2 separate regions of the Homo sapiens genome follow, and region 2 is linked to region 1. The links are chromatin loops, found by intact Hi-C in ENCODE. Cell type or tissue: K562. All regions are shown on one strand. Each heading gives the region's core, and the rest is flanking DNA. Links, peaks and the distances in the headings are about the cores only. Region 1 overlaps RABGAP1 (RAB GTPase activating protein 1). Region 2 holds the start of PDCL (phosducin like).

Evidence for each region. A loop is a pair of places that touch in the nucleus more often than their neighbours do. Peaks named below come from ENCODE experiments on the same cell type or tissue, not always from the same donor. Only the 100,000 strongest peaks of a DNase experiment are listed, where the experiment ranks them.
Region 2: it touches region 1 in a loop (3-fold over the local background); 14 of 110 quality-filtered maps call a loop at or near these places.

The regions. Positions count from the first base shown.
Region 1 is chr9:122,992,680-123,008,308 of GRCh38, forward strand. RABGAP1 (RAB GTPase activating protein 1) reads left to right here. Exons shown (of 26, transcript NM_012197.4): 7 at 3,362-3,472; 8 at 3,860-3,926; 9 at 4,580-4,682; 10 at 5,918-6,087. Among named protein-coding and RNA genes, the nearest start is that of GPR21, 33 kb to the right of the region's middle. In K562, for the core only: no CTCF peak of the experiment used is centred there; no DNase peak of the experiment used is centred there.
Region 2 is chr9:122,820,738-122,836,366 of GRCh38, forward strand. PDCL (phosducin like) reads right to left here and starts at 7,851. Exons shown (of 4, transcript NM_005388.5): 1 at 7,734-7,851; 2 at 5,879-6,055; 3 at 2,279-2,460. The coding sequence starts at 6,050. RefSeq lists an enhancer at 7,753-8,047. In K562, for the core only: no CTCF peak of the experiment used is centred there; DNase peaks (open chromatin) are centred at 6,564, 7,504 and 7,944; H3K4me3 peaks cover 2,032 bases.

The sequences.
Region 1 (15,629 bases), core at 5,048-13,047:
TTAGGTTAATATATATTATTTAGGTATAATAATAATTATATATTATACATATAAATTATGTAATAGTTATATACCTATTATTATATAAAACCTATTATATACTTACTATTATACCTAAATATTTATTTTATCTAAATATTATACCTAAATAATTATTATACCAAAATAATTATTATACCTAAATATATTAGGTTAACACAACAGTACTTTAGATGTATGAAATCCTAGCAAAATATACCTTGGTTTGTCAGATTTAAACTTGTCAAAGGTAGTTCCTCTTATCCAGTAATTCTGTAATATGTATGGAAATTTATCTGCAGAAATAATCATTGAGGTTTTCAAAGAATTATTATTATGAATGTTCTCCAACATACTGTGTATAATATTAATAGCAAATTTTAAAAGTAGAAATTAAGTGTTGAATAGAGTACTAAAACATGTTGGTTTATGGATATTACTTATCCCCTGTCCAACTCATATTTGTGTATAACACAAGATTTACTGTGGTTTTACTTTAACATAAATATAGACAAAGTATGATGAGAATAATTAATGCTCTTCTCATTTCTGAAAAAGTATAATTTTTAAATTATTATTATTATTATTTTGAGACGGAGTTTTTCCTCTTGTCACTCAGGCTGGAGTGCAATGGCGTGATCTTGGCTCATTGCAACCTCCTTCTCCCGGGTTCAAGTGATTCTACTGCTTCAACCTCCCGAGTAGCTGGAATTATAGGTGCCCACCGCCACGCCTGGCTACTTTTTGTACTTTTAGTAGAGACGGGGTTTCACCATGTTGGCCAGGCTGGTCTCGAACTCCTGACCTCAGGTGATCCACCTGCCTCAGCCTCCCAAATTGCTGGGATTACAGGCGTGAGCCACCATGCCTGGCCAATTTTTAAATTATTATGATTAGAAACCTGCTTCTCCATTTTGCCCATGGGAAAACTGAGCATTTGTTTGTTTGTTGTTGAGACAGGGTCTCACACTTTTTTTTCTTTTTGAGACGGAGTCTCGCTCTGTCACCCACGCTGGCGTACAGTGGCGCAGTCTCGGCTCACTGCAACCTCTGCCTCCCAGGTTCAAGTGATTCTCCTGCCTCAGCCTCCTAAGTAGCTGGGATTACAGACATGTGCTGCCACGCCCGGCTAATTTTTGTATTTTCAATAGAGACAGGGTTTTACCATGTTGGCCAGGCTGGTCTCAAACTCCTGACCTCAAATGATCCACCTGCCTCGGCCTCCCATAGTGCTGGGATTCCAAGCATGAGCCACCGTGCCCGACCTAAATTGAGCATTTTCATTCAAAGTACCATTCAAGACACTTCTTTTTTGTTTTACTTAATCCACTAACCGTCCTCATGAGATAAATTGGGTAGTTTATACTGTGCTTATTTATAGGTAAAGCCAGGGAAATTAAGCCTGTACTTCAGTTTCTTATTTTATACAATAGAAATTAAATACTAAATTCCCTACTTGGATACATTCACATGATGTAGTTATTAGACCAGAAATATGATCTAGGACCCTGACATTCAGTGAGGTGAACACCCACTGATTACACTCTCCATTCTGCTTCCTGTTACTGCATCCCTGTAGATTCAGAACACCAGAGACAACTTTCTGTCTATTGTTGTTGTTTTAAACTGCTAAACAATGGGATTATATTTACTTGAGCATCCAAAGAACATAGAGACCAGTGTATCTATTACAAGTTGAAAATTGAGACCCTTCCATTTCCTTATAGGTGAAAACTCTGTCACAAATATTTAACAGTTTGATATGCAAAAATTTTCTTTGAACATTTTTGACATTTTTAGAGTTCTTTGCTAAGATTCTTTGATTTTCTAATGGAAGTATTCAAAAATGTTCTTGAATTAGTATAAATAGTAATAAAGTGCAGAAGGGCTTCAAATTAGTATTTCTTTAGGGCTACCTTTAAGTTTGAGTAGGTGTTCAGAGCTTTTATCTAGCCATTTACGGTAGCTACTAATGGTTCTATTGCCATTATCTTAAAGTTGTACAGAAATAAGATACAATTTAGATTTTTTGCATATTGGCTGATGGCCATGGACAGATGTTTACCTTTGAGAACAGTGAGCTAGAGAAAGTGGTGTGTGGGAGAACAGGGGATTATTTTGTTAAACTGTCATTTTAAGAACTTTGCTGTGGCTCACATCTGTAATCCCAGCACTTGGGGAGGCTGAGGTGGGAGGATTGCTTGAGCCCATGAGTTCGAGACCAGCCTGGGCAACATAGCAAGATCCATCTCTACCAAAAATTTAAAAAATTAGCTAGGCATGGTGGCATGTACCTGTAATCCTAGGTATCCTGGAGGTTGAGGCAGGAAGATAGCTTGAGCCCAGGAGTTTGAGGCTGTAGTGAACTATGAGATTGTGCCACTGTGCTGCAACCTGGGTGACAGATCAAGATCCTGCCTCAAAAAAAGAAAAAGAATATTTTTACCTTTTTAATTAAGCTGATGTTTATTAACCTTATCACTAGTTAGTATTTTATAATTATTACACTGGTTTATAATAAAGTTAACAGTGCTTAAGGGAAGTGTTGGACAACAGCTTATTGGCCATATCTTCCTCATTTCTATTACTTTTTAAAGATACCTTGCTTTGAAACTCAAAAGATCTATGATTAAGTATCTTTTTCTTCATTATATGTTTAAGCAAAGAAGGTGATAATAATCTATCTGTAAAGCCCAGTGATAAATATAAAGGAAAGAATACTTACTTTTTTTGAGTTCTGTATGTCAGATGCCATGAAACATGCTTTACAGCAACAAAAGAGAAAATTAAGGTTATGTTTTAGGGGGCATAGGAGTGATTTTTTTAGCTTTATAAATGCTTTAGTGGTTTACCTGCAAATATCAAATGATTTTTTTTTTTTTTTTTTTTGAGATGTAGTCTCGCTCTGTCACCCATGCTGGAGTGTAGTGGCGCAAACTTGGCTCAGTGCAACCTCTGCCTCCCTGGTTCAAGCGATTCTCCTGCCTCAGCCTCCCGAATAGCTGGGACTGTAGGCATGTGCCATCACACCCAGCTAATTTTTGTATTTTTAACAGAGATGGGGTTTTACCATATTGCTCAGGCTGGTCTCGAACTCCTGACCTCAAGTGATCTACTCACCTCAGTCTCCCAAAGTTCTGGGATTACAGGTGTAAGCCATAGTGCCTAGACTCAAATGATGTTTTCACATCAAGAGGCATAGAATGATTTTTTTCTTTTTTGTTATTATTTGCAAACTAGGCACAGAAAAGAATCAGAGATTTGAGGTCTTTGTTTAAAAAAATGGTTCTAGTATGTGACAAGAAAATGCTTTGCAAAATTAATGAAACATGTTGGTCTACAGTGCAGTTCCCAAAGATAAGGACAGACAGTGCTTTAAACTACGCCAAGGAATTGATAAGAAGATTGTCATCTATGTGCAGCAAACAACTAATAAAGAACTTGCCATTGAAAGGTAAGCATTTTTAGTAAGTTTAGCTTAAATATAAATTTTGGCTTTTATCAATCTAATGGCATAGTTTTACACTGTATTAAAAAATGTATTTCCAAAGAATTTTGTTCCCTAGGAAATTATTTTGTTTACTGAAGTCAGTGCTTCATTACTTTGAAATAGCTACTATAAATAATCAGCTAATACGCTCTCTTCAACTATGTGGTAATAAAAGGCAAACGGAATTAGCTGACCTTGAAGGAAGGATTATTATTTTAGCAACACAAATTTATTGATAACTCTAATGTGTTCTCTTTTCTATCAGCAAGAATTTGTTTTTAAAGTGGCCTAATTTAAACGTTCTTTTGTGTTATCTTTTTTCTTAAATTTATGTCAGTTCTTTTTTTGTAGGTGTTTTGGTCTTCTCCTTAGTCCAGGAAAAGATGTACGAAATAGTGACATGCACTTATTAGATTTGGTAAGAATTTATTTTTATTAGAAAGTTACATACTATTTCCTCAGTAAAGGTTGTTTCACTTTTTCTCATCTGAATCTAGTGTTAAAACATGTTTAAGAAGGTGATCTTGTAAGCTATAAAGACAACATGCAAAGGTAAGATAATTTCCTTTTTCCTGACTAGCTATTTACAAGTCTGACTTTGGATAAGCCTTGGTCTGTTAACTGTGTGGTGGTGATAAAATTCTTGTTTAAATATTTGAGTACAGTTGATGTGATAATCAAAAGAGAAAATTTATTAAAGAATGATTTATAGACTGTCGTGTATCTTACCAATAGTAGGAGTTATTAGTATTATTCCCATTATCTGAAAATCTTTATTTTCAAAACTAAAAATTATAATTCACATGAAAGAAGAATTCAACATTGGATTTAGGTTGTGGATTTTCTTAATGTGTATACAATTTGATATTCGTAAGCATATACATATAACTTCAGGACAGTTGCATAAATAATTGTCACATTTTTTACCATAAATGTAATCATTCACATACACTTATCCTCTTCCATATTCTTATATTTTTGCAGCTTCTGGTTTTTAAAGGCAGCAAGATGGGGGTTAACTGTTGTTCACTCACTGTGGCATTCGGGTTTATTTTTACTCTTTTTTTCTAGGAATCTATGGGCAAAAGTTCAGATGGAAAGTCGTATGTTATTACGGGGAGCTGGAATCCAAAATCCCCACATTTTCAAGTTGTAAATGAAGAAACTCCTAAAGGTGATACAGATTGTTGACATCATGAACAGAAATTTTAGTCTCAAGAAGAGATGCAAAACTAAGGACCCCTTCTTTGACCAATATCCAGTGTTTACCTAATTTTGATGAAACCGAAGAATTTGAATAGTTCTTCACTTTATTATTAAATTTGACCTATAAGCAAAGTATCACTTTTTCCCACTTTTCCATCCTTTTTTTCATTTTTTCCTTCCCCTCTTTCTTTTCTTTCTTTCTATTTATATGCTTATTTACTTACAGACTTATAAGTTTTATTTTTGTACAGAGGTAATCCATGCACATAAATGGTTAAAAATTTCAAAGGATTTATAGGGGGAAGTGAGTCTACCACAGTCCCCAGGGCTCTGTCCCAAAGGAATCACTGTTAGCAGTTTCTTGTGTAGCTCTTCAAATACTCTATGCATAAAGTATCTGGAAGATATTTCATATGCTCTTTGAATGGCATTTAATAGCTGCATATTATCCCATTCTGAAAATGTAATTTGCTTAATAAATGCCTCTTATTGAGCATTTTTCCCCCCTTCAGTTTTTTGTTATTAATAGCACTATAGATAAATAGTTAAAGGATGTAAACAGACCATTCAAATACCATTGTTAACCAAATTTAAAAATTGAGAAGTTTCAGTGTTGATGAGGGTGACATAAAGAAGTCATATGCCACTTGTGCAGAACAATCTGACAGTACAGTGGTGTTTTTGTTTTATTTTTTTTATTTTATTTATTTATTTATTTATTTTTGAGACAGAGTCTTACTCTGTCATCCAGGCTGGAATGCAGTGGCACAATCTTGGCTCACTGCGGCCTGCACCTCCCGGGTTTAAGTGATTCTCCTACCTCAGCCTCCCAAATATCTGGGACTACAGGCATGTGCCAACATACCTGGCTAATTTTTGTATTTTTAGTAGAGACAAGGTTTCACCATGTTGGCCAGGCTGGTCTCATGGGCTCAAGTGATCTGCCTGCCTTGGTCTCCTGATGACAGTACAGTTTTGAAAGCTTTACAGTGTATACTACTGTCAGTTACTTTAAAATAATTCTCAATATGGAATTTGCTTTTGAAACCAGTTATTTGTCTAGTTATTTTACATGTTTAATTGATGGTTCACTTAAGGTATTTTGAAAGTTTATAATAAAAGTAATAGCTTTTATGGAATCTTATGAGCAAATATATTTGTGTTTCTGATTTACCTCTTCAGCCTCTCTCTTTCTTTGTTTAGATAAAGTCCTGTTTATGACCACAGCTGTAGATTTGGTAATAACAGAAGTACAGGAGCCTGTTCGATTTCTCCTGGAGACAAAAGTCCGCGTTTGCTCACCTAATGAAAGATTATTCTGGCCCTTCAGCAAACGTAGTACTACTGAAAATTTCTTTTTGAAACTAAAACAGGTACTGTATTTTTCTATTAATATAGAAGGGGGAATAAGAAAGGAGAAATCACGTCTGAGGCTGATTTCTAAGCCCTCAGATCTTTAAACAGTCATGTGTATTTTAAATATATTAAGAGGAAAAATTATATTTTTCATATTTACCCACCTACTTGTCATTTTTATTGCTCTTCGTTTCTTCCCAAAGATCCACATTTCCATTTGGTCTCATTTACTTTCAACCCGAAGAACAGCATTTCTTTAAGTATAGATCTGCTAAAGATGTATTCTCTTAAACTTCTCTAGATGAAAATGTCTGTTTTTGGCTTTCATCCCAGTAGGGTATTTTCACTGGATAGGATTCTGGTTGCCTTTTTTTTTCTTTCAAGATGTCCTTCCTATTCTTCTGGCTTTCATTTTTATTGTTGTTGTTGTTGTTTGTTTGTTTGTTTTTGAGATGAAGTCTCGCTCTGTCACCACCCAGGCTGGAGTGCAGTGGCGCAATCTTGGCTCACTGCAACCTCCGCCTCCCGGGTTCAAGTGATTTTCCTGCCTCAGCCTCCCGAGTAGCTGGGACTAAAGTGTATGCCAGCATGCCCGGCTAATTTTTTTTTTTTTGTAATTTTAGTAAAGACAGCGTTTCACTCTGTTGGCCAGGCTGGTCTCGGACTCCTCACCTCAGGTCATCCGCCCACCTCAGCCTCCCAAAGTCCTGGGATTACAGACGTGAGCCACCTTGCCCAGCCAGCCCTTCCATTGTTTTTGATGAGAAGTCAGCATTCATTTATGTTATTGTTCCTCTGGGTATAATGTGTCATTTTCTTCTTGCTGCTTTTAAGATTATTCATCTTTGGTTTTCAGATGTTTAACTGTGACATGATTAGGTACGGTTTTCTTTCCGTTTATCCTGCTTGGGATTTGTTGGGGTTCTTGCGTTTTTAAATTTATGCTTTTACTTTTAATTTTTAAATTTTTTTTTTTTTAACCAGATTTGGGGGAAATCTGGCCCATTATTTCTTAAACTTTTTTTCCTGCCCATCTCTCTTCTCTTTGATTCTGGGATTGTAATTATGTATATTTTAGAGCTTTTGATATCTCTGAGGCTCTATTTTTTCCCAGGCTTTTTTCTGTTTTCTTCAGATGGGATACTTTCTATTAATATGTCTTTAAGTTCACTGATTTTTATCAACTTTTAATCTGTTAGAGTCATTCAATGAATTTTAAAAACATTTTCTATATTTTTTGTTTTTAAAATGTCTGTGTGGGTTTTTTTTAATCTCTGTTGTCTCTTGATTTCCTGTTTGTTCTTTTACATTGAGCAGGTTTTCTTTTAAATCCTTAAGCATAATTACAGTACAGCCACTTTAGAATTTTGCCTGCTAATTTTCATGTATGATGATGCACATTTTTGTTTCTTTGTAATTTTGGATTACAAGTTAAACATCTTAAGTGATGCATTGTAGAGACTGTATTCTGTTACTTTCTTCTGAAGAGTCTTGATTTTTTTTTTTCTTAAATCGGGCAGTTAACTTGATCAAAGTTAAACTTCATACTCTGTCTTTTTTGTGGGTGGGTAGCAGCTAAAATCTCTGTTCCAATCTTTTACTCTTTTTTGGCCCCCAGTTGTTCTACCACCTACTGCTTCCATTTTTACTTTCCTTTGTAGCAAAACTCCTTGGAAGATATCAAGGTCACCACTGATTTAAATTGCTAATCTGAGTCCTCATCTTGACCTGTCTGTAGCATTTGCTTTAGATGATTACTTTCTTTTCCTTACTTTCTTTTCCTTAAAGCTCCTCTTTATCTTGGTTCTCAGGACATCTCAAACTTAACATGTCCAAAAAGGTTTATTATCTCATCTCCATCTAATCACTTCTCACCAGCTAGAGTACAATAGTCCTCATCTGAGTCATCATTTATAGCAATAGCCTTTTTTTTTTCTTTTTTAAAATATAGATGGGGATTTGCCATGTTGTCCAGGCTGGTCTTGACCTCCTGGGCTCCAGAAGTCTGCTTACCTCAGCCTCCCAAAGTGCTGGGATTATAAGGCATGAGCCAGCACACCTGGCCTAGCAGTAGCCTCTTTACCCATCATACTGTTTCTGTCTTTGTCCCCTCTTGATTTCTTTTCAACATAATAGTAGCCTAAGGTCAGATCTTATCACTTTTCTGCATAAAACCCTCCAGCCTTGTTTTACTCAATAAAAGCCAAAGTTTTACTCAGTAAAAGCCAAAGTGCTGGGATAACAGGCTTGAGCCACTGTGCCTCACCTTATTTTTTATTTAGTAGAGATCGGGTTTCACTATGTTGGCCAGGCTGGTCTCGAACTCCTGACCTCGTGATCCATCTGCCTCGGCCTCCCAAAGTGCTGGGATTACAGGTGGGAGCCACCGCGCCTGGCCCTATTTTTTTATTTTTTTAACCAGACTTTTACATACTGATAATGCCATGTAACATACTTTTATATTGTTTATTATCTATTTTGTATGTTAGAGTCCTCTACTAAGGAGAGATTCTTAATCTGTCTTATTTGGTGACTTATCCCAAGTACCTGGAACATAGTAGTTCTCAATAAATATACGTTGAATTGATTTTATTTACATGCAACTTCTGTTTTCTGTTACATAAAATGAAAGTGTATGTGGGGCTTACTTGAATATACTTTTCCATATTACATTTTTTTATTTCGATAGCAAGAATTTTGATTCTAGTATACCCAAGTTAGCCCTATTGGGTATATTTAGAAAAAGGAAATAAGCAGAGCAGGCATGGACACTTATTTTCAGTGTTGTCCTAAGAGACAAAGTAAAGCTGAGTCCCAGCACTATTCTCCCAGCTCTTCATTGTAGCAGGAGCAGAGATTAGGGGTCGTCATCTAGAACTTGAATTTGGAGTCAGAGCACATGGATTTTACCGCTAGCTTGTTAACTTTGAGCAAGTTCCCTCAACTCTCTGAGTCTCAGTTTACTAAATTGTAAATTGGCAGCATAATAGAATCTTCCTCATAGTGCTGTTGTGGCATTAAATTAAAAACTATACAACATGCTTAGAATAGTTCCCAGTACATAGTAAGTTCTCCCTACGTATTTGCTGTTATTATTGAGAAGGATTATACAACCTCTCTGGGACACCAAATTAATAAAAAAGCACTAAGTCATGAAATCAGAACAGCATTGATTATTTAGATGGAGGGTGAGCCCCGGGAGAAGAACGCATCAGAAATTAAACTAGTTTACAAACATCACTTTGAAAGTTTAGAGATTAAGAGAGAATGATCTTTAAATGTTTCTAGATGGTCTGTAATCCCAGCCTTTGGGAGGCCGAGGCTGGCGGATCACCTGAGGTTGGGAGTTTGAAACCAGCCTGACCAACATGGAGAAACCCTGTCTCTACTAAAAATACAAAATTAGCCAGGCGTAGTGGCGCATGCCTGTAATCCCAGCTACTTGGGAGGCTGAAACAGGAGAATTGCTTGAACCCGGGAGGTGGAGGTTGCATTGAGCTAAGATCACACCATCGCACTCCAGCCTGGGCAACAAGAGCAAAACTCCGTCAAAAAAAAAAAAAGTTTCTAGATGGTAAATAGAAATTAGTTGTATATATATTTTTATTATATATATATATTTTTTTTTTACTTACTGGCCTGAGAATAGTTATATAATAATTTTCAGTAAAAGTTGTATGTAAAAATAGTTCTGTTTAATTAGCATTCTAACCCTTTAATCTCATTTTAGTGAACATAAATAAGATTCCCCTGATCTTGCATTTCCTTTTGACATCTAATGTTATACAACCTTGGATTCAAAGACTGCATGGGTTTACAAGGTTTTGTGGTTGGGTATAGAAGAATATATCTTTCTATGGAAACAAATTTATTTAATTTTATTTTTAAAAATTTATTTTTTATTTTTAGCAACCATAATCAGAGCTACATGTTAATTCAATGTAAAACTTTTAAAATATTATCATACAGTATGTTATTCAAATAATAACATAACTTCTATTAATAACTTAATTTTTTTTTAGTTAGGCTAAAAAATGACTTGACAGGGTAAACCAGCCAAAAACATACCTGAAATGCAGCCTAAGAGACTGCTCTGGACTCTTTATTAAGGCTACAAACTAAACTTAAGCCGAGTTTTCACTGTTTTCTTTGCAAAAAGCAGAAGTGTGTATGTGGAAGCTCGGGGGAGAGCAGGAAATTCCCGATGATAATCTTTTATTTTTCTCCTTATTTGGATAAGTCTTTGTGTTTGTGCGGGGATTTAGGGGGAGTGCTAGGGAGTGGGAAAGGAGAGGTAGAATGGGAAGAATTTGAACAACTTTTCGCTGTCTTAAAGCATTTAGAACACTGTTAATCTCACCCCTTGTAACTTAATAAACTAAATGTATTCCCTCTTTTACATTCATGGCATTAAAAAGTATTTGAGGTTCAACTGTGACCATCATTGTCTTGGCTACTTCACTTTTTAAAATCTTAGGTAGTTTTCACAGTGATTCAATGAGGATAAATAGTATTTTCACTTTATAGATGAGGAAACTGAGATCCAAAGATATTTAGCAGTAGATTTTATGGGATGTTATATGAACAAAACATATATCTAAGCCTTTTAAAAGTCTCTGCCAGGACACTCTCCAGAGAAACATGCTACTTTTGTCTTTTCATCTATAAGAGTATTTTTAGGATTTACTGAAATTAAGCATAATTTAAAATTTTAACCATTTTCCGTTCTCCTTAGACTGAAAAGGAAACAATGCTACAAAGCAAATTTAAGAATATACAACATACAGCATTTCTGTTTTTTGCTGCCAGTATAGGAAAACAATATGTAAATGCTTTTTAAGACCTGTTTAAAAATTGATTCTTTTTCCTTTCACTAAAATTATCTGGTGACTCAGCAATTCCTTTTATCCTGGAAGCCTTCCCATCTGTGAGACTGTTATATTAAGATAGCATCATAGTAGAGAAGAAACTAAACATTAGTAGGGACAGGAGGATTGCTTTCTTGGACTTAAATTTTCTTATACTACTTACTGAAAGAGCAAGAAAATGAGCTAATGAATAGATTTTCCAATAGTGACATAAGGCGAACAAAAGACCAATTAAACATTCTTATAACTATAGAATAATGTCATTTTTATTGCCAATTAAACTATAGGGGTCTTAAAATCTTTCATAAAATTACTGTTTTATAAATGAAGAAGCTGATATCTGAAAGACTAAGTGGTATGGCCAATGTTGTACAGATAATTAGTATAACTATAACTGGATACCCGGGCCTCTTATTTTAATTTGCTGAGAGTGTATGTGTGTGGTACACACATTCCTCTCAAGATAAAAATATACAAATGCTTTCCATTCCACTGCTGAATTGAGAGGTGTGTGATATTAGGTTGTTCCAGTATTTCTGATGGGAAGTGTGATCACTTAATTAAGGTGGTGACCACTGGATCTCTCCTTTGTAAAATAGGGTTTTTCTTGACACTTAGCAAGTAATCTTTGGGGGTGACGCTTTGGCAACTTCCAAATATCCTGTATCTCAACAACGTCTTTTTTGTTTTTTTTTTCCTTCACTCTGCAGCCCAGCCTGGAGTGCAGTGTCAAAAGCACGGCTCGCTACAGCCTTGACCTCCTGGGCTCAAGTGATCCTCCTACATCAGCCTCCCAAGTAGCTGGGATCAAGGTGCACTACCATGCCTGGCTAATTTTTTAATTTTTTGGAGAGACGGAGTTTCACCATGTTGCCCAGGCTGGTCTCAAACTGGAGTTCAAATGATACTCCCACCTCAGCCTCCCAAAGTGCTGAGATTATAGGCATGAGCCACTATGCCCAGCCAATAACTAATTAACTAATATTTTTAGTATCTGTTGGTGATATTTACCTGATTCAGTTGAGTTCATTCACGTATTTTCAGTAATAATTTGACATTACAGGATTTTCTTTTTAAAATATTTATATGCATATATTTTATTTACAGTAACAGTAAATAATTTATTTGCCTTATCTTCATCAAAATCTAAAAAAGTCAGCCAGGCACGGTGGCTTATGCCTGTAATCCCAGCACTTTGGGAGGCCGAGGCAGATGGATCACCTGAGGTCAGGAGTTCAAGACCAGCCTGACCAACATGGCGAAACCCTGTCTCTATTAAAAATACAAAATTAGCTGGGTGTGGTGGTGCACATCCGTAATCCCAGCTACTCGGGAGGCCGAGGCAGGAGAATCACTTGAACCTGGGAGGTAGAAGTTGCAGTGAGCCGAGATCGCGCCATTGCACTCCAGCCTGGGCAACAAGAGTGAAACTCCATCTCAAAAAAAAAAAAAAAAAAAAACTAAAAAAGTCTTGCAGTTAATAATAGAATTATTGGGTGAAATTTAAGATTTTATGGAACTTCTTTTTGTCCTTTGAATATGTTTCAGTAAGATTATAAAATGGTTGCTGTTTAAAAATCACTGGGAATAATTTTTTATTGTGGTTCTGTTACCGTTTGACATATAGTTAGGTTCATTTGTTTCCATTTATTTTAGCTTAGGGGCTTGGGATTTTTTTTTTTCCTTTTTTTTTTGAATATATAAAATACTTATAAATGTCATAATTATGTAGAAATGTATACTCGGAAGTCCGCTTCCATTTGTATCTCCTTACCCCCATACCCATAGATAACAATTATTATTGGTTTATGGTTTATTATCCTGATTTCATTTTTGTGAAGATAAAATTCTGTATATTTTTAACTTCCTTCTGAAATAAAAATTAGCATACTCCATATGTCTTATCCTATACATTGCTTTTTAAACTTAATATATCCTGGGGATCATTCCACATCAGTGCATAGAGATTTCCTCATTTCCGTTTTAATGGCTATTTAGTACTGTCCTATTTGGATGAACTATGGGCTTTTCAACCAGTCTGCTATTGATGGACACTTGGACTGGTTTCCAGTCGTTTGCTGTTCCAAATAATGTTGCAGTGTGGAATCTTATGTATGTGTTATTTTGATTTTATGAAAGTGCATCTTAGAATAGACTCCTATTAGTATAATCACTGACACATAAGGTGAACGTACATATGCTATTGTTATATTTGCCAAATTCCCTTCTGTAGAAGGTGTAACCATGGACAGGGTATGAGAATACCTGTTTCTCTGCAGGGTTGTCGAGTGTGTTGTCAGACTTAAGGATCTGTGAGGCAGTGGTGTCTAAGAATAGTTTTAGTTTATCCTCTGCCTTTTTAATGTATAAGGGTGACTTTTCTGTGAATTTTCTATTCATATCTTTTGCTTATTTTTCTCTTTGACTTTGGTCTTTTTCGTCTTTATTTTCAGAACCTCTTTGTATATTCAAGAGAGATTAACCCTTGGAGATATGATAGTCCTCCCAGTTTGTCACTTATCTTTTAGCTTACATCATGGTGATTCTTTTTGGGTTTGTCATGCAGTTTCTTCTTATGTACTTGAATATATCAGTATTTTCTTTTAAACCTCTCTGGATTTGAGATCATAGTTAGAAAGGCTTTCCTAACTCCCAAGTTACAAAAAGAATACACTCTTCTGTTACTCTCCTGTTACTTATATGGTTTCATTTTACTCTTTTAGATTTCTGATTCATTAGTATTTTATTCCTGTGTACTCTGGTATATAGCGTAAAGTGTGGATTTGATTTAATCTTTTTCCAAATGGCTATTCTCTTGTCCCAACACCATTCATTAAAAACTATTAACTTTTCTACCCAGTGATTTGAAATGCTACACTTATCATATATGAAATTTCCCTGTGTGTTTGAACCTCTTTCTGGTATTTATATTCTGTTCCTCTGGTCTTGCATTAGAATCACACGGTTGTAATTATGTAGACTTTATTTTTATTTATTTATTTATTTTGAGATGGGGTCTCACTCTGTCAACCCAGGCTAGAGTGCAATGGTGCGATCTTGGCTCACTGCAGCCTCCACCTCCCTGGTTCAAGCAATTCTCCCACCTCAGCTTCCCGAGTAGCTGGGATTACAGGGTTGCACCACCACGCCTGGCTAATTTTTTGCATTTTAAATAGAGACGAGGTTTTACCATGTTGGTTAGGGTAGTCTCGAACTCCTGACCTCAGGTGATCCACCCGCCTCAGCCTCCTAAACTACTGGGATTACAGGCGTGAGCCACTGCACCTGACAATGTGTAGACTTTATAATATGTTTTTATATCTGGTAGGTCTACCTTCCCTCCTCAAATACTCCTTTTTGTGGGTTTTCCTGGATTTTTTTACTTGTTTATTTTTCATATAAACTTTATGTTCAACTTGTGTAGCTCTGGAAAAAAAAAACTACTGGTGTTTTTCATTTGTTTGTGGGTTTATTTTTTATTTTTTTTAGACAGAGTCTCACTATGGAGTGCAGTGGCATGATCCTGGCTCACTGCAACCTCCACCTCCCAGGTTCAAGTGATTCTCCTGCCTCAGCCTCCAGAGTAGCTGGGATTACAGGCATGTGCTGCCAGGCCCAGCTAATTTTTTGTATTTTTAGTACAGATGGGCTTTCATCATGTTGGCCAGGCTAGTCTTGAACTCCTGGCCTCAAGTAATCTACTTGCCTAGGCCTCCCAAATTGCTGGGATTATAGGCGTGAGCTACTGAGCCTGGCTTTTTTTTTTTTTTTTTTTTCCAAGACAGAGTCTTGCTCTATTACATAGGCTGGAGTACAGTGGAACGATCTCAGCTCACTGCAGCCTCTGCCTCCCGGGCCCAAGTGATCCTCCTGTCTCAGCCTCCTGAGTAGCTGGGACCACAGATGCGCACCACCACACCTGGCTAAGTTTTTGTATTTTTTTTTTTTTTTTTTTTTTAAGAAAGAGATGGGCTTTTGCCTTTGTTGCTCAGGCTGATCTCAAACACCTGGGCTCAGGTGATCTGCCCACCTTAGTCTCCCAAAATGCGCAACCTCCCAAAGTATTGGGATTACAGGCATGAGCCATCATGCCTGGCCACTGCTGATGTTTTTATTGGGGAAAATTGACATCTTTATGATGTTGAGTCATCTTATCCAGGAACATGGGATGTCTTTCCATTTATTCAAGTCTACCCTTTTTTGTCTCATCTGACTGCTTTTAATTATTTTATATGTTTATAACATATATTTCATAAATATAATATATCTAATTTAAAAACCTGTTTAAATTTTATATATAATTTAAAACCTATGTTTAAATTTTATATATAATTTAAAACCTATGTTTAAATTATATGTATAATTTAATATATAAAAGTTTTATATTTAACATATATAATTCAAAAAGCTTTTTACTATGGAAAATTCAAACATATGCAGAAATTGTAAAATAGTATAACGAATCCCCATGTACTATTACCCAGCTTCAACAATTAACATTTTTCATAGTTAGAGTCCTTGGCTTACAAGTTTGGTCCAGTAATTGACTGTATTTATCTGACTTCAAAAGGCAGCGTGTCCTTTGGTCATTATGACATACAGAAGAGTTTCTAAGTGGACCACGTTGGTTTGTTTATTTTTAAGATAAAGAGCTATTGCTGGCCGGGCACGGTGGCTCATGTCTGTAATCC
Region 2 (15,629 bases), core at 3,433-11,432, 170 kb before region 1:
CTTTGGGAGGCTGAGACGAGCGGATCACTTGAGGTCAGGAGTTCAAGACCAGCCTGGCCAACATGGCAAAGCCTCATCTCTCCTTAAAAAAAAAAAAAAAAAAAAAAGTTAGCAGGGCATGGTGGTGTGCACCTGTGGTCCCAGCTACACTGGAGGCTGAGGCACAACAAGAATCACTTGAACCTGGGAGGCAGAGGTTGCAGTTAGCCAAGATCACACCAGTGCACTCCAGCCTGGGAGACAGGGTGATACCCTGTCTCCAAAAAAATAAAAAGAAATAAAACAGTTAACATGTACTACATGCTGATAATATATAAGGCACCATGCTAAGTACTTTACATGCATTATATCTCACTGAATTCCATAACTCCATCGGGAAGGGACTTTTAATAGCCCCACTTTATAAATGAGGTTCCAAAACTTGACATTATTTGAACAAGTTCACCCAGTAAGCATAAGACCAGTACTCAAACTAGATTTTAAAAACCCATGTTTTTAACTACAATATCACATTTCCTCTCAATCCAAATAGGCAGCATCATATAATCTCACTTCATGAGCTTATTTCTTTTTGTCAGTCTTGACAATATTTTATCTACTTTTTTTTTGAAAGATAACAAGACATTACAGAATTTTAGAAAAAACTCTCATAACCCCTGCCCCACACCATCCCCAAACACACACACACACACAGAGTCATATGGACTCTAAAAATTATTTTTATTACCAGTCATACTAAAATAGTTTTGCTTTTATAGCAGCAGCTGTGGGTGTACCAATTAAGCCATAACCTGCTTTCGAGACTTAGCACGATTATAAGTATTTCCTCATGTTTCCAAATATTTTTATGAAATTATATATAATGTGTCACTTTGCTTAATCACTTCCCTAATTCTGCCAGACAGTTTCCAATTCTGTTCTATTGCAGATAAATCAGCAGGACGGGAACAGCCTCTCACAAGACTGATCCATGTGATGATATGATGTTGCCTCATTCTGGCCTCTCACCTCAGTATCAGGAAGCAGCTGTGAGCAGCAGGCACAATGCCCAAGAGACAGCTTAAGCTACGAAAGCATCTTACCCCTGCCCCGGTGCAGCAAGACATCCTCGCTCCTCTCATAAAACCTAACTCTGCCTAATGTTGCATAGATTAGGGAACAGGGAGTGGGAGATCACACTAGATCAGAACACGTTGTTACTTTATCATAACCAGCAACATTCTGAGTTCACTATTTTACTTATTGCCAATTTTCCTCCCATCTTGCAGCCCTCCACTTCAACTCAGTCTACCAGAGTGGCTTCTTCTGACCTATTGAAGTCTTTGGCTAAGTGTAATGTCCTAAAATCAGCCTCCTGGTCAAGGTGAATGATTCCCAGCTTAATCCTCTTATCTGCTCCCTGATCCTGTGTGGTATTTTAGCTTTGGGCCATAACTAAATGATCTCAGGCACTCACAGACATTCGTCCACACTCAGAGGGCATCCAGAGAAACAGTGAATCCCTTTTAATACTGATAGGATAAGAGGCCATCACGGGCCGGGCACCACGGCTCACGCCTGTAATCCTAGCACTTTGGGAGGCTATGGTGGGAGGGTCCCTTGACCTCAGGAGTTCCGAGACCAGCCTGGGCAACATAGACCCTGTCTCTATTAAAAAAAAAAAAAAAAAGGCCATCAGGTGCCTACTTCCAAATATCTTCCAGAGTATCTGTTTGCTTATTATAATGCCTCCTTAGAATAAATTCTCATGAATAGGCTTCAGATGAAATAGCAACATCATGGAAGAAACAGGAGTATTTGGGTTAGAACCCTAGCGCCTACTAGAATTTACCAGTTGCATTGCCCTGAACAAGCCTCTAATGCCCTCTAAGCATTGCTTCCATTATCTGTAAGAAGGGGATAATACCACCACCCTAAGAGGGTTATTTCTGGCCCAAGATAAAACCTCAATAAAAGAAGGGAAACTAAAATTTACTGAGCACTTTCAATGGGCCAGACACTGTGATGGGCATATTAACAACACAGCCCTGCACGGGGAGGATACATCATTTAACCATTGAAACACCAGATTCAGAAGGGAAGAGACTCTCCCACAGTCACTAGTAGCAGAACTGAGATCCAAAGCTGGGTGGGTTTGAGTTTTGACAGGGCTCTATGATTTCTCCTGCACTGCACAACTTCTTGGAGGTCAAATCAAGCATCCTCCACCTCTTGAATCACTCACCCAGCTCTAGCAGCCACAGCAGACTCTAAGAAAAGCCTGAGTACTGCTAATTACCTTCCCACTGATCTTCTCCTGGAGGTCTTTCTGTTTCTGTTGCTCCTCCTCTTCATCCAGATGGGACCTGCAAGTCATTGACAGCTTCTTGATCAGCCTTTCCATCTCCCGGCACTGCTCCTCCCTCTGCTCTGTCTCCAACTGCTTGAAGCGGCGCCAGTCATTGATCACACCTTTTGGGCCTGAGTAGGGTGAACACGGATGTGACCAAGGAGAATGGGCAGGGAATTATGGACCAGCTGACATCTGTAGGTAGGAGTTCACATCTGCCTGAAGCTTGCTCCATCTACTGCACAATTATCATAGGGACTCTGTGTACTCTGCCACAGGGCAGAGTGGCCTATACACAATGATGTACCCTGCAACAAGGGCCAAGCTAATGCCCAACATTAGGAGATGAGTTTAAAAAATTATCATCTACCTACTCAAAGGAAAATAAAGCAACTCTTAGAGTAAAGCAGCTCTGTGTTTCCTGCCATTAAAGATATTCCAAATATATGAGGTTATTACAAAAGCAAAATTTAGAATATCACGGTACAATCCTCTAGTTTCTATTAAAAAAGACCTGTATGTATATACATAATTTATGTACATAGATATGCATACATGTTTGTATATACACTTGTGTGTTTATAGAATAAGAGCTTGCAGGATATGTAAGCTGTTAACAGTGGTTGTCTCCAGGTAGTAGGATCTAAGCAACTGGTGAGAGAGATCTTTTACTTTTTTCTTTCTGTACTTCTATATTATCTGAATTTTTTTTTTTTTTTTTGAGATTGAGTCTTGCTCTGTGGCCCAGGCTGGGGTGCAATGGCGCGATCTCGGCTCACTGCAACCTCCACCTCCCAGGTTCAAGCAATCCCCCTGCCTCAGCTTCCCGAGCAGCTGGGACTACAGGCATGCGCCACCATGCCCAGCTAATATTTGTATTTTTAGTAGAGACAGGGTTTCACCATGTTGGCCAGGATGGTCTCCAACTCCTGACCTCAGGTGATCCGCCCGCCTCGGCCTCCCAAAGTGCTATGGGATGATGGGCATGAGCCACCGCACCTGGCCTCTGAATTTTTTATAACAATTTTTTTATAACAAGATTGTAATACAACCTGTTCTGTTATTCCAGCTACCCTTAACCCGTCAAGCCCTGTGCTGCCGAAGGACTTATATGTCCTTGCACCTTGCTATGTGACTTGTGGTACCTCCTGTGGGATGAGTACATATATCCCCAGCCCATTGAGGCTGGGCTTGACTATGCGACTTGCTGGCCAATGGGATTGTGAGCAAATATGAAGTATGCCATGTCTGAGCAAAACAAAAAGTATGCCGTGTATGAGCCATTCCATGTTTCCAACAGCTCCTCTCTTGCTCTCTATGCTTCGCCATGAAAACGGTGTGTCCTAAATAGAGGGACACAGCCAAACTGAGGCTGTTATTCTTTCAGCCTAGCTCCTAGATGAAAGAACATACGAAACATAAGCAGGGCTGCCATTGACCTACAGGCTGCATGTAACGTGAATGAGAAATAAACCTTTGTTGCCATAAGCCACTAAAGCTTTGGAGTCTATTGGTTTCACAGAAAAAAAATATACAAATCTATATGAAGACAACTTTAAAATGCTCCCAAAAAATACTTGAAAGACTTGAATAAATGGAAAAGCAATACCATGTTCCTGAACAGACATACTCAACATCACAAAAGTGCCAATGATCCCTAAATTAATCTATATATTTAATGCATTCCCAATGAAAATACATGAACACACATATGTGTCCGGCTCCTAAATTTCCTTTGGAAAAAATAAAGCAAAAGTTAATTGAAGAGGGTCTAGCCTCACCAAATACTAAAATATAACACTACAATAATTAAAAACAGTATGACACAGCCCAGTAAAAGACAAATCAATGGAAGAGACCACATAGTACAGCTAAAGACCCAACATAAACAGAGAAATTCAGTACATAATAAAAGTGACATCTCAAGATAATAAAGATGGCTTATTCACTAAGCAGTACTGAAACAACTGAGTAGCAATCTAAAAAAAAATTAAACTGGAGCCCTACTGCACCCTGCATCAAAGTGAATTCCACATGAATCAATATTTAAGTGTAAAAAATGAAATCACAAAAATACTAATGAAAAGTATAGGAGAATCTTTTTTTTTTTTTGGAGACAGAGTCTCACTCTGTTGCCCAGGCTGGAGTACAGTGGCATGATCTTGGCTCACTGCAACCTCTGCCTCCGGGGTTCAAGCAATTCTCCTTCCTCAGCCTCCCGAGTAGTTGGGCCTACAGCCGCATGCCCCCACACCTGGCTAACTTTTTGTATTTTAGTAGAGACGGGATTTCACTGTGTTGCCCAGGCTGGTCTCGAACTCCTGAGCTCAGGCAGTCCACCCGCCTCAACCTCCCAAAGTGCTAGGATTACAGGCGTGAGCCACTGTGCTCAGCCAGGAGAACCTTTTTATACAGCAAAGTGAGGCCCTTTATAAAGTAGGGTGAAGAAACGCCTTTTAAGTAAAATGCAAAATTAAGAAACTATAAAATACTTTTAAGTACATAAAAATAAAATTTTTCATCCAGGAAAAGAACAAAAGAATATAAAGTCAAAAGACAACAACAAACTGAAAGAAATATTTACCACTCATATCACAGATTAATTTCCTTTATAGCTCCCCAAGAAGAAAAAAAACACCTAATTTTTTAAATGAGCAAAGGATATAAAAATCTCTCTTAAAATTATGAAAAGAAGTTTAGGTTCCCTCTTAAAAATAAATATGGGCCCAGTGCATTGGTTCATGCCTATGGGACGCTGAGGCAGATGATCGCTTGAGGCCAGCAGTGTGAGGCCAGCCTGGGCAACAAAGTGAGACCCCATCTCTACAAAAAATAAAGAAATAAATTAGCTGGGCACGGTGGCAAGCGCCTGTGGTCCCAGCTACACGTGGTCCCAGCTTTTTAAGAGAGGAACCTCATGGAAGCTGAGGCAGAAGGATCATTTGAGCTCAGGAAGTTGAGGCTGCAGTGAGCCATTATGGCACCAAGGCACTCCAGCCTGAGCAACAAGGTGAGAACTTGTCTTAAAAAACAAAAAAACAAAACAAAACAAAAAAAAGGTGGTGGGGGCGGAAATAAACCTACAATGAATTACTACAATAGCAAAGATCAAGGAGTTTCATAACACAGTAGGAGGTCAAGTGTACGGAGAAACACAGATTGCTGATTAAACTATAAACTACTGCCACCTCAACTCAACTGACAGCAATTTGACAATATTAAAATGTACAAGTGTAAATATGCCATTTTTAGGAATTTGCACTACCCATATACTCATACTTGTGATTTATGAGATATCAAACTGTTAATACGAGATGCAGGATTCAAATCCAGGCCAGTCTGTGTTCATTACCATGCTGCTATGCACATACATTTGTATTGTGCACTAAAAGGCTAGAAGCACACATAATGAAAAGACTAGGTTACCTCTGAAAGTGGGACCAGAGTTAAAAGTGATCAGGAGAATTAATTTATTAATATGTATTTAATTAATATGTATTTAATGTACATTTTTTAAGCCTGTTCCCAGAGCCCAGGGTTTCTCAGTACCTGTGTTAACTGAGATGCCTTCGCCTGCCAGCTCAGCCTCTGCAGGCACAGAACTGCTGGCTGGGGCACATCTGCCTCGGTCCTTGTCCTCGTGGTCACTGTCCTCATCCTCACTGCTGCTATAGTAGTACTGCAGTTTCTCCCCCAGCAACTTATCATCAAGGGTGGTCATGGTGTCTGGAAAAAGAAAGCATATCAGGTTCTTTGCTGATTTGAGCCAGACAGACATGAATCTGAAGCATAGGGGGCTCGCCTGTGCTGAGATCCTACAATTTCCAGGACACTAAAGTGATTATTTTCATAACCAAAATCTTAACAAATCCCTACCGTTACCCTGTGTGTTAGGGCTTATCACACTCTTTAACAGAAGGTAAAACTGAAGCTCAGATAAAGGAAGAGTCTTCACCAAGCTTAACAGCGAATGACGGAGCTGGGACCAGACCCCAGGGATTCCTGACTCCAAGAGCCTGAGGTATAAATTACTCTAGTCTGAGTTAAGTGTACAAGCCACCTGCACTGGCTTGGAGGAATCTACTGACTAGTGGTTTTATCTGTGCTTTTAGTTTTCCCACCAGCTAAGACTGCTGCCTAATTGAAAAATTGTTTAAGTATCCTCAGGAAAAACCCCAAAAAGAGGCATCAAGAGTACAATGCTGAGTCACTATTTGTCTAGGCAATCACTCTCTGTCACCAGCCTTCAACTTCCCAGACAACACCCTGAGGGCTTGGATGGATGGTCTCTGAAACGCTACCTATTCTGACAGTTTAAAAGAAGGGCCCATACAAAGATTTTAATAACTCCCAAGGGTTTAAAGGACTATGATGGCCGGGCTCGCGCAGGTAATCCCAGCACTTAGGGAGGCCGAGGAGGGAGGATCACTTGAGACCAGGTATTCGAGACCAGCCTGGCTAACATGGCGAAACTCTTGTCTCTACTAGTAAAAGCAAACAAACAAACAAACAAAAATTAGCCAGGTGTGGTGGCGGGTGTCTGTTTTCCCAGCTACTCAGGAGGCTGAGGCACGAGAATCTCTTGAATCCGGGAGGCGGAGGTTGCAGTGAGCCAAGATCACGCCACTGCACTCCAGCCTGGGAGACAGAGCGAGACTCTGTTTCAAAAAAAAATAAAAACTAAAAATATAAAGGACCAGGCTTCTGCATCAGAAGTAGCCAAGGGCATTCTGATGAAAAGATGCAGCTTAGCCCCCAGAGGCCTGCTTGAGAATTCAGCAGGAATGCGGCTGCCTTAAAGACTTATCACCGGGCCTATCATACTCCATTTACAAAGTGACTCTCTCCCACCGGGCAAGGAGTTCTTGAACGTAGGGACCTCTAGTCACTACCTCTATCCCCAAAGCCCAGCACAATGCCGCTGCACAATTTGCTAAACTCGCAGCCTGGGTCAACGGGAGAATCGGAGGACTCCAGCAGTCAGATGCAAAGGAGACAGGGATCATGGAGAGACAGGTGGAGGTGCCAAGAAGGAACAAAACCAAACTTAAGGCCCAGGAATGGGCCAAGCGGGGGACACAGCAGCGGCGGAGGGGAGGGAAGGAGTTGCGCTCCTAAAGGAGGGACCGCTGCGGGGAGGAGACGAGGGCGGGCCCCCTGGAGACGCGAGCAGAGGAGGCGGGGCCCCCGGACGGGAAGCAGAGGGGTGTGTGGAGCTTTTGGGGGAAGGCTGGAAGGGCCCGGGGGAGGTGGGGCCAGAGGAGGAAAGGGGACGAGGAAGACGCGGAGAACTTGGGGGTCGAGACAGAGCGAAGAAGGGGCAGTTTTACCCAAGCTCGCCAACCCCACTCCCTCCCGTAGTCCGCAGCTGCTGCCGCTTCCCGGTGGACCCCAATGCAGTTACCTGCCCTAGCTCGCTCCGGATCCCTTTGGGCCAGCAGCTCCGGGCGCCGGAAGGAATGGAGCACTTTCTTAAGAGGAAGAGCAGTGGGTCAGCGCCCTGAGCGCTAAAGAGAAAAGCCGCCGAAGCCCGACAGCGCGGACCAATGAGGCGGCCTTCCTGCGTCGTGGCGGACGCGCATTGTCCAATCAGAAGCCGCTACTCCCAGCTGAGGGGCAGGGGAGAAGCTACGGGTCCTACCTTGGAACAAAACACCTCGACAACAACGCTCTCCTAATTGCTTTGTTTTGGTTTTAATCTGCACAACAAAAAAGTGAATTGTATGACCCAGCGTCAAGCAATAAGAAAAATGTATTCACAGGCCGGGCGCGGTGGCTCACGCCTGTAATGCCAGCACTTTAGGAGGCCGAGGCGGGCGGATCACTTAAGGTCATGAGTTCAAGACCAGCCTGGCCAACACGTTGAAAACCCGTCTCTACTAAAAATACAGAAATTAGCCGGGCCTGGTGGCCGACGCCTGTAATCCAAGCTACTCGGGAGGCTGAGGCAGGAGAATCGCTTAAACCCAGGAGGCAGAAGTTGAAGTGGGCCGAGATCGCGCCACTGCACCCCAGCCTGGGCGACAGAGCGAGACTGTCTCAAAAAAAAAGAAAGAAAGAAAAGAAAAATGTATTCACTTCCCTTCGAAGTTTCCGAAGCCATTCAAAGTGTGTTTTTTATTGGTTCTTCATCGCATCACGTCTATTAGACGGAAAAGTGACTCAGAGACGTTCGGTAATTTGCCCGAGAGCACAAATCCCTCAAGTACAGGGCATAGATTAAAATATATATATATATTTTTTTGACGGAGTTTCGCTCTTCTTGCCCAGGCTGGAGTGCAGTGACGCGATCTCGGCTCACTGCAACCTCCGCCTCCCGGGTTCAAGAGATTCTCCTGCCTCAGCCTCCAGAGTAGCTGGGATTACAGGCGTCCGCCAGCAGACCCGGCTAATTTTTTCTATTTTTAGTAGAGACGGGGTTTCACCATTTTAAAGAAGCGGCAGCCAGGAGTGGTGGCGCGCGCCTGTAGTCCCAGCTACGCAGGAGGCTGAGGCGGGAGGATCGCTCAGCCCAGGACTTGGAGGCCAGCCTGGGTGACAGAGCAGGAATGTAATGTGAAATCCGGAATTGGCTCCTGGTATAGAAAAAGGACATGGGGCCGGGTGCGGTGGTTCACTCCTGTAATCCCAGCACTTTGGGAGGCCGAGGCGGGCAGATCACCTGAGGTCAGGAGTTCGAGACCAGCCTGGCCAACATGGCGAAACCCCGTCTTTACTAAAAATACAAAAATTAGCCGGGCATGGTGGTGCACACTTGTAATCCCAGCTACTCGGAGGCTGAGGCAGGAGAATCGCTTGAACCCGGGAGGCGGAGGTTGCAGACAGCTGAGATCGCACCACTGCACTCCAGCTTGGGGGTCAAGACTGAGACTCCGTCTCAAAAAAGAAAAATAAAAAGGACATGAATGGGACAACTGACGAAATTTGAATAAGGCCTATTAATTCATATTAGTAGTATTGTATCAATAGTTTTAATAATTATACTATGTAAGATGTGAACTTTTGGAGATTCTATTAGATGAAGAATCTAGGGAAGCACTATCCTATTTTTGCAACTTTGTTTTCTTCTTCCAGGGTAAAGCCATACTATGATATTTTGCAACTTTTTTTTCTTTTTCCTCAGGCATACTTTGTCGTCTGTTTTTGCAACTTTTTTAAAACCTAAAATGATTTCAAATTCTGAGCCCTTGTTGAAGTATCCAATACACAACCGTGAAGTTGCTCATAGAAAGCTTTGGGTAAATTGAATCATAGAAAATATTCTAGAAAGATACACTGTTTAAAATAGGGCTCTTAATTTGGGGTAGGGGATCTTAATTTGTGGTTCTAGGACCACCTGAAATTGTCTGCAAATTTCTGTACCTGCCTGTTTTCAGAGAGGCTGTTTGCTGAGGCCCTCAGAGGAGTCAAAAAATACCACACACAAACACACACCCATTCAAGAATACTGTATTAATAAGTCCGTTTTCATACTGCTGTAAATAAATAACCCAGTGTCAGGCAGTTCATACTGCTATAAAGAACTGCCCGACACTGGTTTATTTATTTATTTATTTATTTAAGACGGAGTCTTACTCTGTTGCCAAGGCTGGAGTGCAGTGGCGCAATTCTCGGCTCACTGCAATCTCCGCCTCCCAGGTTACAGGCTCCCGCCACCACGCCCGGCTAATTTTTGTATTTTTTAGTAGAGACGGGGTTTCACCGTGTTAGCCAGGATGGTCTCGATCTCCTGACCTCGTGATACACCCGCCTCGGCCTCCCAAAGTGCTGGGATTACAGGCGTGAGCCACCGCGCCCGGCCATATTCAACCTTTTTTAAAAAAAGTAGAAATGGGGTCTTGCTATGTTGCCCACGTTGGTCTCAAATTCAGACCTTTTAATATATTCAGTCTCCTGGTTGTATAGATATAGTGATGTCTTTGTTGGGAATGTAGCTTGCATCTGTCAGGAATATGTGTACATGAGTTAGCTATCTAATAATATCCAACAGAACCACTCATTTTTCCTGTTAGAAATGTGGAATGGGCCAGGCATGGTGGCTCACACCTGTAATCCCAGCACTTTGGGAGGCCGAGGTGGGCAGATCACGAGGTCAAGAGATCAAGACCATCCTGGCCAATATGGTGAAACCCCGTCTCTACTAAAAATACAAAAATTAGCTGGGCATGGTGGCGCACGCCTGTAGTCTCAGCTACTGGGGAGGCTAAGGCAGGAGAATCGCTTGAACCCAGGAGGTGGAGGTTGCAGTGAGCTGAGATTATGCCACTGTACTCCAGCCTGGCAACAGAGTGAGACTCCGTCTCAAAAAAAAAAAAAAGAAATGTGGAATGATGTGGATAATGAAGTTTCTGTTTAATGAGCATACTGTATGTAATTTATAGTTTTAAAGGTATTTTACCGCTACTGTAAGGTTTTTGTTGGGCTGTTTATCAGTAGAGTATATTAAAGGTATTCCCTAGTGGGGAAAACAACCCATGAGCTGTCTTGTGACGGCTAAAGCATTTATCTTTAAGCAAGGGAAACCTTGATCCAACCAGATTTATAGGCTATTTTTAAAAATATTTAAAATTTTGAAGTAACTGAATGAAATTCATATATAAGTGATTAAATAGGCCGGGCACGATGGCTTATGCCTGTAATCCCACCATTTTGGGAGGCTGAGGCAGGCAGATCATTTTAGGCCAGGAGTTCAAGACCAGCCTGGCCGACATGGTGAAACCCCATCTCTACTAAAGATACAAAAATTAGCCGGGCTGAGTGGAGCATGCCTACTGTAATCCCAGCTACTTGGGAGGCTGAGGCAGGAGAATCACCTGAACCCGGTAGAAGGAGGTTGCAGTGAGCTGAGATCATGCCACTGCACTCCAGCCTGGGAGACAGAATGAGACTCCATCTCCACAAAAAAATAAATAAATAAATAGCTAGATAAATAAATAAAATAAATGATTAAATTCCTTGAAGCATGAGTTCCAAGACTTGATCCACTCTTACAGTTTTTCCAAATCATAACAGAGGCAAAACAAGATTTGGTCTTACAATGAGTTTCTCATGTTAGATTTTTTCTACCAATATTTTTGTAAATTTAGAACAAATTTGTCCTGTTACTTTATTTTTTCTATAAGAATTAAAGGTCCAGAGATGATTTTGAATGACACCAAACCATATGAGGACTGTTTGAGATAAACAGCTTGCCCATCTGTCTTGTCTTTTCTTTCTTTTTCTTCATTTCCTGAATTCTTTTATTTTTCTTTTCCTTCCCTTCCTTTCTCTTCCCTTGTGCCTTTTCTGCTCCCTCTCCTTTTGTCCTTTCCCCTCCCTTGTTTCTCTTTCTTTCTCTCTCACCTTAACTTTCCTTCTCTGGTGGTGGTGGTGGTGTGTGTATGGCAGGGTGTTCCATCTGTTGCAACAGAATGTCTTTCTTATTTAAAAATCAGATTAAACAACCTTTTTTTTTTCTTTTTTGAGACAGAGTCTCGCTCTGTCACCCAGGCTGGAGTGTAGTGGTGCGATCTCGGCTCACTGCAACCTCCGCCTCACAGTTTCAAACAATTCTCCTGCCTCAGCCTCCTGAGTAGCACACGCTCCTGATTACAGGCACGCGCCACCACACCCGGCTAATTTTTGTATTTTTAGTAGAGACAGGGTTTCACCATGTTGGTCAGGCTGGTGTCGAACCCCTGACCACATGATCCGCCCACCTTGGCCTCTCAAAGTGCTGGGATTACAGGCGTGAGCCACACTGCACCCAGCCTAAACAACGTTTTTTTGTATTAATGAAGAGAAAACCAGTAAAGATAAGAACCACTTCCTTATATAATAGTCAGATTCTCTCTGTCTCTCTCATTTGTTTTCAAATTTTAAAAGTGGTATCTTGGCCGGTGCAGTGGCTCACACCTATAAACCCAGCAGCACTTTGGGAGGCTGAAGCAGGCAGATCACCTGAGGTCAGGAGTTTGAGATCAGCTTGGCCGGTGAAACCCTGTCTCTACTAAAAATATAAAAATTAGCTGGGCATGGTGGCATGCACCTGTAATCCCAGCTACTCAGAAGGCTGAGGAAAGAAAATTGCTTGAAGTCAGGAGGTGGAGGTTGCAGTGAGCTGAGATTGCACCACTCTAGCCTGGGTAATAGAGTGAGACTCCCTCTTAAAAAAAAAAAAAAAGTGGTATCTTTGATATGGCCTTTAATTTTAATTTTTTAAGTGAGTATTTTTTTAGATGTTGGATTGTCTATAAGCAACAATTAAATTACTATTTTCCCCTTTTTTTCTTTTTAGAGACAGGGTCCCACTCTGTCACCCAGGGAGGAGTGCAGTGGGATGACCATAGCTCACTGTGGCCTAACCTCTGGGGCTCAAGCCATCATCCCACTCAGCCTTCAAGTAGCTAGGACTGTAAGCGTGAGCCACCATGCCTGGCCTTTTTTTTTTTTTTTTTTTTTTTGAGACAGAGTCTTGCTCTGTCGCCCAGGCTGGAGTGCAGTGGCACGATCTCAGCCCACTGCAACCTCCACCTCCTGGGTTCAAGCGATTCTCCTGCCTCAGCCTCCCGAGTAGCTGGGACTTCAGGCACCCATCACCATGCCTGGCTAATTTTTGTATTTTTAGTAGGGGCAGGGTTTCACCAAGTTGGCCAGGCTGGTCCTGAACTCCTGACCTCAGGTGATTCACCCATCTTGGCATCTTGGCCTCCCAAAGTGCTGGGATTACAGGCGTGAGTAACCGCACTAGCCCCCTTTTTTTTTTTAGTAGAGATGAAGTCTTGCTATGTTGCCCAGGTTAGTCTCAAATTCCTGGCCTCAAATGATCCTCCCACCTCAGCCTCCCAAAGTGCTAGGATTATAAGTGTGAGCCACTGCACCCAGCCTTAAATTTCTTTTTAAAAAAGTTTTGATTAAGAAATCAAAGAAAATCAGAAAACCTCTGCTTTTATAGTTTTAGTAACAATACTTTTAGCAACTACCTTTTTCTTTAAGTAGCCCACACCTTTAACATTTAAGGAGTAAAATCTCTTTTTAAGGAATGTTTGAGGCTGGGAGCGGTGGCTCATGCCTGTAATCCGAGCACTTTGGGAGGCTGAGGCTGGCGATTACCTGAGCTCAGGAATTCAAGACCAGCCTGGGCAACTTGGCAAAACCCCGTTTCTACTAAAAATACAAAAGAAAATTAGCCAGGTGTGGTGGCACACACCTGTAATCCCAGCTACTCAGAAGGCTGAGGCAGGAGAATGGCTTGAACCCAGGAGGTGGATGTTAGAGGTTGCAGTGAGCCGAGATCGTGCCACTGCACTCTAAGCCTAGGTGAAAAGAGTGAAACTCCATCTCAAAAAAAAATTTTTTTCTTATTTATGTACATATATATTTTAATTCCTACAAGCCAATCAGAATGGAATACCATTAATTTTTTTTTTTTTTTTTTTTTTTTTTTTTTTGAGACAGAGTCTCGCTCTGTCGCCCAGGCTGGAGTGCGGTGGCGCAATCTCGGCTCACTGCAAGCTCCACCTCCCGGGTTCACGCCATTCTCCTGCCTCAGCCTCCCAAGTAGCTGGGACTACAGGCGGCCGCCACCACGCCCGGCTAATTTTTTGTATTTTTAGTAGAGACGGGGTTTCACCGTTTTAGCCAGGATGGTCTCTATCTCCTGACCTCTTGATCCGCCCGCCTCGGCCTCCCAAAGTGCTGGGATTATAGGCGTGAGCCACCGCGCCTGGCCCGGAATACCATTAAATTTTAAGAGACCTTATAATAATAGAATATAACCTTTACTTTGTTAATATGGTCAAGTACATAGATTGATTTTCAAATGCTAAAGCAACCTTGCATTCCTGAAATAAACACTATTTGGACTTGATGTATTATACCTGATATACATAGCTAGATTTACTAACATTTTAAGGATTTTTGCATCTATGTTCATGAGAGATATTAACCTACGATTTTCTTTTTTTGTAATGTACTGTGTGGTTATGTTTATCTAATAAAACTAGTTGTAAGTTCCCTCTTCCACTTTCTGAAGTAGCTTCTGTAAAATTGGCATTATTTCTCCTTAAATATTTATTAATAATAGAATAAACCTGTGAAGCGATCTGGGCCTGGAGTTTTCTTTGTGGGAAGGTTTTTCATAATTAATTCAATTTCTTTGGTAGTTATAGGGCTATGGCAGGCAGCTTCTAAAATCGCTCCTAGGCTAATGATCAATTTATTGCCCCTCTGCTCCCAATTCGCCCTTGAATATATGCTCTTCAATAATGGATAGAATTCAGTGAAGCATTTCTCCTTTGCAGTGAGCACAGTGATGAGCTTTCTCAGTAGAGGGCACTGGAGGGGCATTGCAGGAGGAGGGGCTCTCCTACTGTTTCCCACAGTTTCGTGGTAGGTCAGTGATGTGGATGTAATGACATCCAGGGGAGCTCTTTCCCAGCCATGTGTCCAGCACATATGGTCCCTTGGTGACATTGCAACCTCAGTCTAGACCAGCAACAATTTTCCTGTGGCCCTCTCAATGCGAAAATTAGCTTTCTGAAGGCTTCCTTCCTGTCGCCTACCAGTTTCCTGTCCCCCACCAGCCAACTCTCTCTGCAGGCTCCTGTGTACCTCTCCTGCTGCCTGGAGAGTAGCTTTCTGTCTGCCAGTGACTAGTTCCAGCCTGGGCCAACTAGCGGACCTCTGGGCTGAACTATACCTTCTCCGAGGTGTGACCCTCAGCCTTGAGAAGTGGACCCCTTTCCAAGTTTGTGTTTCCTTAGGTACTCTCCCTAACCTATAGAGTACTATGTGGAATTTACTTTTAGCTGGTAGTCATTTATTAGCATTTAATGATTCTTTATATTAAGCTTTACCCCATATAACGTACTGTGTAGTTTCTACCTCCTGATTGGACACAGACTGATACTACTCCCAAAGTTCCCCGCCTCTTGGTATTCATGCCCTGTGTAATCCCTTTCCCTTGCTTCTAAGGATTAGAATACCACAAAAGTAATGGGATGTTGCTTCCAAAATTTGGTTATAAAAGACTGTGACGTCTTTTTAGCACACACTCTCTCTCTCTCACTCTCTGTTGCCTGTATTGCTTGCTGCTTGGATGAGCCACTCTACCATATTGTGAGCTGCACTACAGAGAAGCTCATGTGGCCAGAAACTAACAGTAGCTGTATTAGTCCTTTCTTGTGATGCTATAAAGAAATAACTGAGATGGCCGGGCGCGGTGGCTCACGCCTGTAATCCCAGCACTTTGGGAGGCCGAGGGGGGTGGATCACGAGGTCAGGAGATTGAGGCCATCCTGGCCAACATGGTGAAACCCCG